Regions from separate parts of the Homo sapiens genome. Here regions 1 and 3 are each linked to region 2. The links are chromatin contacts, found by Hi-C or POLR2A ChIA-PET in ENCODE. All regions are on one chromosome and are shown on one strand. Each heading gives the region's core, a stretch centred on a gene start or an enhancer-like site at or near the end of the contact. The rest is flanking DNA. Distances are from core to core; before and after follow the strand shown.

Region 1 (2,700 bases), core at 74-2,573, 1.8 Mb after region 2:
ATGTCATTCACCTTCAATATCGCCAGCTGTAGTCAGTCAAAGGTTGGGTGGTGCCAGGGCAGGGGTTTTCACCCTGGATATGCATTAGACTTACCTAGGCAGCTGTAAAAGTCCTGAATCCTTGGCCTTACCCCAGACCAATTAGATCAGAAATTCTTGGAGATGCCACCCAGGCATCAGCACCTTGTAAAGCTCCCCTGGTGATTCAAATGTATGGAAGATTGAGAACTGCTGGCCTGGGCTGGTGCTTCTCAAACTGTACTGAGCTCACGAATTACTTGGGAGTCTGTCAAAATGCAGATTCTGAATCTGCAGATCTGAGGGGGGCAAATAATTTGCATTTCTGAAATGTCCCTAGGGATGCTGATGTTGCTGATCCAAGACCCATTCTGGGTACCAAGGGAACAGAGCACAAAGTACTTCCTTTCCACCTACCCCCAGCCCAGGCTTCACACTGTTAGTAAAGCAGGACTGTATGATAAGGTGTCTGAGTGTAGACCGATGATCCCTGATGTCCTAGATCCTTCAGGGCCTAGGCTCCTGAATGATTCGAAAAGGTCTTCTGAACCATGACGGAGCCATCTGTGCTGCCTCTATTGATATGTCATTGGGAGCATCCAAGAATCACTCACTCCTTCTAGAAGTTCATCTATAGAGCAGCTCTGTATTTCAGACCTACTTGCTGTCCTCTCCCCACCACTACAGTATCCAGCTGCCTCTACTGGCCTAGCCCGAGGACCCTCAAACTGAGCAGGTCCAAAGGCACACTGCCCATCTCCTGGTCCCCCAGCCTTGCTTCTCCTCCCCTCTCCCCAGCCCAGCAAGGACACTCCTGTGCAACCCTTATCCATGCCAGACACATGACTGCCACCCTAGCCTCTTCCTCTGTCACCGTTGGTCTGCACCACCAGCTTCCCCAGGCCTTGACATTACCTCCTAAACAGCTCTCAAATCCACCTAGTGGCCCTCATCGCCCCGCCACTGCCCTGATTCTGGTTCTATTATCTCGCCTCAGCACCTACCCCACCTCCAGGTTCTTGCTGTGTAAAGGGTGGTCCAAGGAGCAGCAGCAGCAGCATCACCAGGGAACTTATTAGAAATGCAGCATCTCGGGTCCCAGCCCAGACCTGCTGAATCTGATCTGCATTTTAACAAGCTCTCCAGGTGATTCATACATACATTAAAGTCTGAGAAGCACTGATCTAGAAATAGAGAGATGATGACAGGAAACAAGAAGGGAAAGAGAAAGCAGAAGAGAAGGGAGGTCCTTTTTAGCAGCCTCCATTCCTGGCTCCCTCCTCATATTCCACATCTCAGCTCAAAAGGTACCTATCCCTACTCTTACCACATAGAGTAGATGTTTCCCCCTCTCTTTCTCCATTCACTATCACATCACCCATTTATTTCCTTCATCTCACATGTTATTCTATTTTCTGTCTCTCAGTGACATAGAAATTCTGAGGCAGGAAACTGCTCTCCCTTGTTTGTGGTTGTGTCTAGTGCCTAGCACATGGTACATGTTGAATAAATAAATTGAATATGTGAAACTTATTATAGACTTCTGCTGCTGCAAACTTCACCTTTTGAACTAAGCAGTTTCTGAAGCCATCTAGTCCAATAGCTTTGTTTTATTCTTTATATCGCAAATGGGCCATGATGTAACAACTTGATGCTTTAAGCAGAACATCAAGACTTCAAAAAGCAAGCATGTACCAGAATGGGATCGATTGCAAAAACGACCACAGATTCTTCCCTTTCCAGTGGGCACAAGTCTTTGCAATATGACTTTGCCTCTTCTTCCATTAGGAGGTAGAGCTATTTCTCTCCACCATCTCCCTGTTCCTAATCTGGACTTGACCACATGACTTGTTTTGGCCATTAGCAAAAGTGATGCAAGCAGAGGTTTGAAAAGTGCTTACACACTGGAGCTTGTCCCCTCTCTTCCTTCTTGGTATTTACCCAAAGAAGTTGAAAACTCATGTCCACACAAAAATTCATGCACAAATGTCTATAGCATCTGTATTTATGAATTGATACAACCTGGAAGCAACCAGGATATCTGGGACTGCCCAGATAAATGCATAACTATAGTGCATCCAGACAATGGGTTATTTTTCAGGACTTAAAAAAACGATGAGCTATCAAGCCATGAAAAGACACAGAGGAAACAAACTTTCTTAATTGAAAGAAGTTGATCTGAAAAGGCTGCTTACTCTATGATTCCAACTATATGACATTCTGGAAAAGGTAGAACTATGGAGACAGTAAAAGATTAGTAGTTACCAGGGGTTTGGGGGAAGGAGGAATGATCAGGTGGAGCACAGAGGATTTTTATTTTTAGGTTAGTGAAACTATCCTATATGACACCACAATGGTGGATATGTGACATTATACATTTGTCCAAACCCATAGAATGAACAACACCAAGAGTGGACCCTAGTGTAGACAATGGAGTTTGGGTCATAATGATGTGTCAACATAGGTTAATTGATTATAACAAATGTACCACTCTGGTGGGGGATGTGAATAGTTGGGGGTGGGGACAGGGAACATATGAGGAATCTCTGAACTTTCCACTCAGTGTTGCTGTGAACCTAAAACTGCTCTAAAAAACAAAGTCTATTAAAAAATAAGCGCTTTCACAGTGGGACTTGTTCCCTTCCTTGCGGCTCTTAGGAACCCTGTGGCCCTCAGCGTATT
Region 2 (2,700 bases), core at 106-2,605:
TGCTGACCACTTTTCATAGATTATCTCAATTAATCTTCACATTAATCTTATGAGTAGATACTGTTGTCCCCATTTTTTCCAATGGGTATATTGAGACTTAAAAAGTTAAAATAACTTGCCCATTGTCAAATAACTGACCATGGAATTTGAACCAAAGTCATTTAATTCAAAATGAAGAAATTTAATCACGTAAACTACTGCTTCCCATAATTCTCAGCCTTGAGGAACTCAGTCTATGAAGGAATGATGGGTGCTTAATGACCATTTGTTGTATGAATGAATGACGTTCTTTGTGGCCGCTCATGTTTATTGTTTAGCTTTTTTTTTTTTTTTTTTTGAGATGGAGTTTCGCTCTTGTTGTTCAGGCTGGAGTGCAGTTGCATGATCTAGGCTCACTGCAACCGCTGCCTCTCGGGTTCAAGCAGTTCTCCTGCCTCTGCCTCCCGAGTAGCTGGGACTACAGGCGCACGCCACCACGCCCAGCTAATTTTTGTATTTTTAGTAGAGACGGGGTTTCACCCATGTTGGCCAGGCTGGTCTCGAACTCCTGACCTCAGGTGATCCGCCCGCCTCGGCCTTCCAAAGTGCTGGGATTACAGTCGTTACCACTGCGCCTGACCTAGACTGTTCAGGTTTAAGTTCCTAGGATACAAATATAAAACAGACTAGGGCCGATACTTTGCTGTTTTCAACACAGAAGTGGAAAGCATGATTTTACACTTCTGGAATAATTTAGAGTGACATCTGGTGGTTGCCTGTGAGACAAGAATTGTTGAAGAAACTGAATTTAAAAGCCTATAATAAATAAGACTACCAGACATAAAAAGATAAGAACGATGAATTAAAGTAGTAAAAAGTTTAAAAAACATATCTTAAATCCTCACTAAAGAAAAATTTTAAAAAATGCTAGTTGCAGATTTTCAATCCACTGGACTTTAAAAAGAAACAATAGATTCCTTAATGAGTAGTTGTAACGAAAATTGTAACAGTTAATTGATGGCAGGAAATACGAATTGATTTATACTGGTTTGAAGATTCTGGCTTGAGAGGAAATGCAACTTTACGGGGGAAGAAGACTCAAACGTTACAGGAACAATTTATTCACAAGGCAAAATATCTTCAACGTCTCTCCAAAACTTCAAGGGCATTATGGGTATCTGCCGAGATGGTAAAATGTCCAGTGGGCAGGAAATATTTCACCGGATCTCACTTGCCGGGGAAAAAAGCCAGTGAACGCGACCCACGCAGCTGACTAGATCGTGCGCTCGGCCTCAGATTGGTCGAGCCTGTTTGGGCTGCGGAAAAAGCGGAAGCGCGCTTTTCAAAGTCGTCCCACCATCAATGAAGGCAGGCCACTTCCGGCGTAGCCATGGCGGCTAACGCTACTACCAACCCGTCGCAGCTGCTGCCCTTAGGTAATCGCCGTCCTTTGGGGAGCAGGAACAGGGAGCTGACATTCAGGATTGGGGGCCGAGGGGCTGTTCCGAGGCAGGCCCTGGCCGAGTGTGGGGAAATGTATAAGACCAAATGCGGTTCGACTCTGAGCTCCAAGTCTTCGCGACAGCAGGCCGCACCTGCTCTTTAACGTGGTCGGGCTCCTCCAGGCAAGGACTTTGACTTCTCAAACCAGACCTTCACTGGAAAAGGTCCACATTTAGTGAACGCGTCGTCGGCCTACTTTGTTGTGAGCCCGCCTCTGCAGTGTTATAGGTAGTAGGCCTACTTCTCAGCCTGGCGTTTACGATCCCCAGATTAGATAGACCATGTTATGTATGTGGTTGGTTAGTGACACTAACACCCTGGTCCGGAATGAGCCTTAAATGAGGAATCTGGAAACCAGCTCTGTTTGTTATTTATTCATTCAATAAGTAGTAACTGAGTATCTATACACTAGATACCGTGCCTGGGCATTTTTCAATGATAAACCATAGCCATTGCCTTCAAATAGCACACAAGCCAGTGGAGGAGAGAACACTGGACAAGTAGACATCATGCCACATAATGCTAGGCTAGCTAAAGAGATGTTCAAGCTACCGTCAGAGCACAGAGGATAGACAGAGTTGGGAAAGGGAAGCAGTGACCGGAGAGTTTCCGGTGAATATAATTATACCTATCTCCTCTTATATTTTTGTAGTTGGTGAAGAGTGATTGAACTAGTGGTCGTGGCCGTGATTGAAAAGTTTTCATTCCTTCATGCCACAGACTCTTTTGGAAGGCTCATTATGTGCCAGATGCTGTGCTTGAACTGAGATTTGTATTATAAGACCTAAAGTTATTGAATGAATGTTTTTCCTGGTTTTTCTTTCACTATATGCAAGTAAGAGTGCCAGTAGGCACTCAAATATTTGTTGAAATAATGAATGGTAAAATAATATTTTTTCCCTCCTCAGAGCTTGTGGACAAATGTATAGGATCAAGAATTCACATCGTGATGAAGAGTGATAAGGAAATTGTTGGTACTCTTCTAGGATTTGATGACTTTGTCAGTATCCTTTTAAAAGGTGGTGGTGGTATAGGTTTTTCTTAAGTAATAACATAAGAACTATAGACAATCAGTATATTTGTGATTATTATAATAAAAATCAGTTCATTCTCAGGGAACTTATGATAATGTTTTAAGAGGTATGTATTGAAAGACGGTAAAGTTCCTATCAACAACAAGCATTTTGAATTTGAGCCATTGTATTAAACATTGTAATT
Region 3 (2,700 bases), core at 162-2,661, 2.0 Mb after region 2:
TGATCCTGGCATGAATCAATTATAAAATTCCATTATTCATTTAGGATGACTTAGTTGGCATACTTTTGTAAAGAGAACTGTTTCCTCATCAACTGATGCTCGTCATCAGCTGTATTTCAGTTACCCCGAAATACAGCTGCTACTAGAAAGGCGGAATACCTGTTTGTTTTCTTAAATTATCACTTTGCAGAGTAAAGTTGGTGTAATAGTCACCACCAATAGTGTGGCAAATGAAGTTATAGTTTTTTTTTTAATTTGGATTACTCTTTGGGGGGAATGGCTTTTTTATGTTTAAAGTTTCCAATCATTTTTCAGTTTGCAGTCATTGTTATTTTTGATTCTCAAATTGTTCTAATTTTGGCCAGTGGGCAACTTCAGGCTGGTTCCCATGTCCTTTTAGAAGGACCTCGTTCGTCTTGAGAGGCGTCCTGAGCTTCTGACACAAGATGTTCCAAGTTGTCCTCATTCACTCCTAGCTCCTGACCTGGCATCAGTCATTTCTCGAAGGATCACTTGGTACCTTTTAGTGGGGGGTGGTATTTAGAGATTAATAGCTGGGTGTCAAGGATAGACAATGTTCCTATGCCCTTATGTTCATTCAAAAGTTAACAATATAGGTTTTAAAAAATACACCCAGGATGTGTGTGTGTGTGGGAGGGGGTAACCAAAACACAATATAGGGGTTTCTACTGTGACCCTAACTTATATTATGATCCCGATTTTTAAAAAGAGGAAACGGAGACCAGAGGTGCCCAAAGTTACTTGGCTAGTAAATGGCAGCGTCGGGATTTAAGCCCAGGCATGTAACTTCCATGTAACAGGGAAGGGAGTCCCAAGCATTCAGAGGGGCCGCTCCAGCAGGCGACGGGTCCGTGGAAAGGGGTCAGATTGATGACCAGTGCTGGGGGTGCCGGAACCAGCAGAAAGGGTGAACGGACCCGTCCTGCCCGACTCCTCTAGGCCAGGAAGGCAGGACCCGGCGAGCTGCCGGATGAGGGAGCCGTTGATGGAGTCGCCTGGGCCGCTGTTTCGCCTCAGATCTGACCAGAACTTCCTAAGGCACAGAAAGTACCAAAGAACCACACACAAGCACCCCAGAGCGAAGAAACCAGTCACGCGCCACGACCTTCAGCCAGTGTCCATGGGACCCGACCCGCCTGTGAGGAGTGCCTGTCCACCCCTCAATCAGAGGAAGCCTTGAGCAAGGAGGGGCGGGACATCAGTAGGTCGTGTCCAATGAGGAGCCAGCGCCGGATTGCTTCAGGACAGACTATTTCTGAGTCTCGGCGGAAGGCGGAGGGAAGGCCGTGGGGATGGCCAATCAAAGGGGGCGACTCAGGTCGGTGGGGACCGGCAGCCAATCAGGAGAGCGCTCGCTCCTGACTCGACCGGCCCACGCTTCCCGCCAGTCCCCTAACCCTGAGGCTGCCGCGCGGCGGTCACTGCGCCGGGGTAGTGGGCCCCAGTGTTGCGCTCTCTGGCCGTTCCTTACACTCTGCTTCAGGCTCCAGTGCAGGGGCGTAGTGGGATATGGCCAACTCGGGCTGCAAGGACGTCACGGGTCCAGATGAGGAGAGTTTTCTGTACTTTGCCTACGGCAGCAACCTGCTGACAGAGAGGATCCACCTCCGAAACCCCTCGGCGGCGTTCTTCTGTGTGGCCCGCCTGCAGGTGAGTGCCCCCTCCCGCGCTACCCACGCCGGGGCCGGGATGCCCAGAAGGCGCTTCCTCGGGGGCACACGTGGCCGATCGGGCCAGGAATGCAGTTCTTCTTGATGAGGGTACTAGGACGCGGCTTCCGCCTCCTGGGCGGGTCCACCTCCTCCGCTGCGCCCACTGCCCGGCCCTGCCCGGGCCACGGTGCCCTCTCGGGCTGCCTGGAGCTTTCCCCCTCCTGGCCTTTGCACCGGCTGCTCGGTCTGCACCGATTTGGCCTCTCGTCCACTAACTTAACAGATTGCATACAGTTGGTACTTCTGGAGAGTCTTCTCTGACCCGTGTCTGGGAATTGGTTGCCTTCTGTTCTGTACATAACCTTTGTTACAGCACTTCTCACCTGGCATTGTGAAAATCCGTTTACCTGCCTTTCGCTCCTCATCTAAGAGGTCCTGAAAGCTGGGACCATGTCTTATTTGTAATAATGCTGTGTTCAGTTAGGTCAAGGGGCTGCATGAACTATAACCAGTGTTGGTAAATCATTGCTCTTCAGCCCAGTCCATTCATTCATTTAGTACATATTCTTCCGGCACTTAACACTAAGGGTATAAACATGATTGAGTAAAGTGGCTGTTTCGAGGAACTCTCAGTCTGTAGGACAGAGGTGCAATAGATTATGTTCAAAACCTTTTTGACAGCGTCGAATGAGACAAACATGATCTCTGCTAACATCGTGAGTTCTTAGTTGCAAGCAACAGAAACTGGCTGATTTAAGCAAAAAAAAAAAAAAAAAAAAAAAAAAGAATGTGTTGAAAGGCTATTGGAGAGCTCACAGAATGACCAGGAAGGCAGGAGTACAAAGCTGACAAAACGGACAAGCATAAAGGGAGGCACAGCAACTGTAATACAGTGGGCATCACACAACAGAACCAGCCCACGGAGCCTCTTCCACGCCACTGCTGAACTTGGTAAACGTGGATGCTGTATTGTCCACCACCCCCTGCCCTGGACACTGCCTGCCTCTGTACATCCCTGCAGTTCCTG

The links. Hi-C counts contacts between places; a loop is a spot of excess contacts on that map. ChIA-PET counts read pairs that join two places held with the same protein, here RNA polymerase II (POLR2A). Pooled maps may share reads with other maps.
Region 1: a map with no recorded cell type shows a loop between it and region 2 (8-fold over the local background). The contact joins the enhancer-like site here to the promoter of LSM5 in region 2. A Hi-C loop is called at or near these places in 1 of 168 maps with a recorded cell type or tissue (naive thymus-derived CD4-positive, alpha-beta T cell), 1 of 37 single-sample maps with no recorded cell type and 6 of 50 pooled maps.
Region 3: a pooled map shows a loop between it and region 2 (8-fold over the local background). The contact joins the promoter of GGCT here to the promoter of LSM5 in region 2. A Hi-C loop is called at or near these places in 1 of 37 single-sample maps with no recorded cell type and 9 of 50 pooled maps. POLR2A ChIA-PET finds 5 or more read pairs at or near these places in 1 of 52 experiments (activated CD4-positive, alpha-beta T cell).

What each region holds. Positions count from the first base shown.
Region 1 is chr7:30,736,999-30,739,698 of GRCh38, reverse strand. All of the region lies in intron 1 of LOC105375220 (a long non-coding RNA gene), which reads right to left. Among named protein-coding and RNA genes, the nearest start is that of INMT, 14 kb to the left of the region's middle. Within about 2 kb of position 1,323, at least 2 of the 41 ENCODE cell types and tissues checked have a DNase peak (open chromatin) inside an H3K27ac peak, as active enhancers do.
Region 2 is chr7:32,489,035-32,491,734 of GRCh38, reverse strand. LSM5 (LSM5 homolog, U6 small nuclear RNA and mRNA degradation associated) reads left to right here and starts at 1,355. Exons shown (of 5, transcript NM_012322.3): 1 at 1,355-1,415; 2 at 2,391-2,486. The coding sequence starts at 1,370. RefSeq lists an enhancer at 1,403-1,452.
Region 3 is chr7:30,503,540-30,506,239 of GRCh38, reverse strand. GGCT (gamma-glutamylcyclotransferase) reads left to right here and starts at 1,411. Exons shown (of 4, transcript NM_024051.4): 1 at 1,411-1,671. The coding sequence starts at 1,531. RefSeq lists enhancers at 936-1,025, 445-1,323, 1,466-1,675, 1,324-2,203 and a silencer at 1,826-2,005.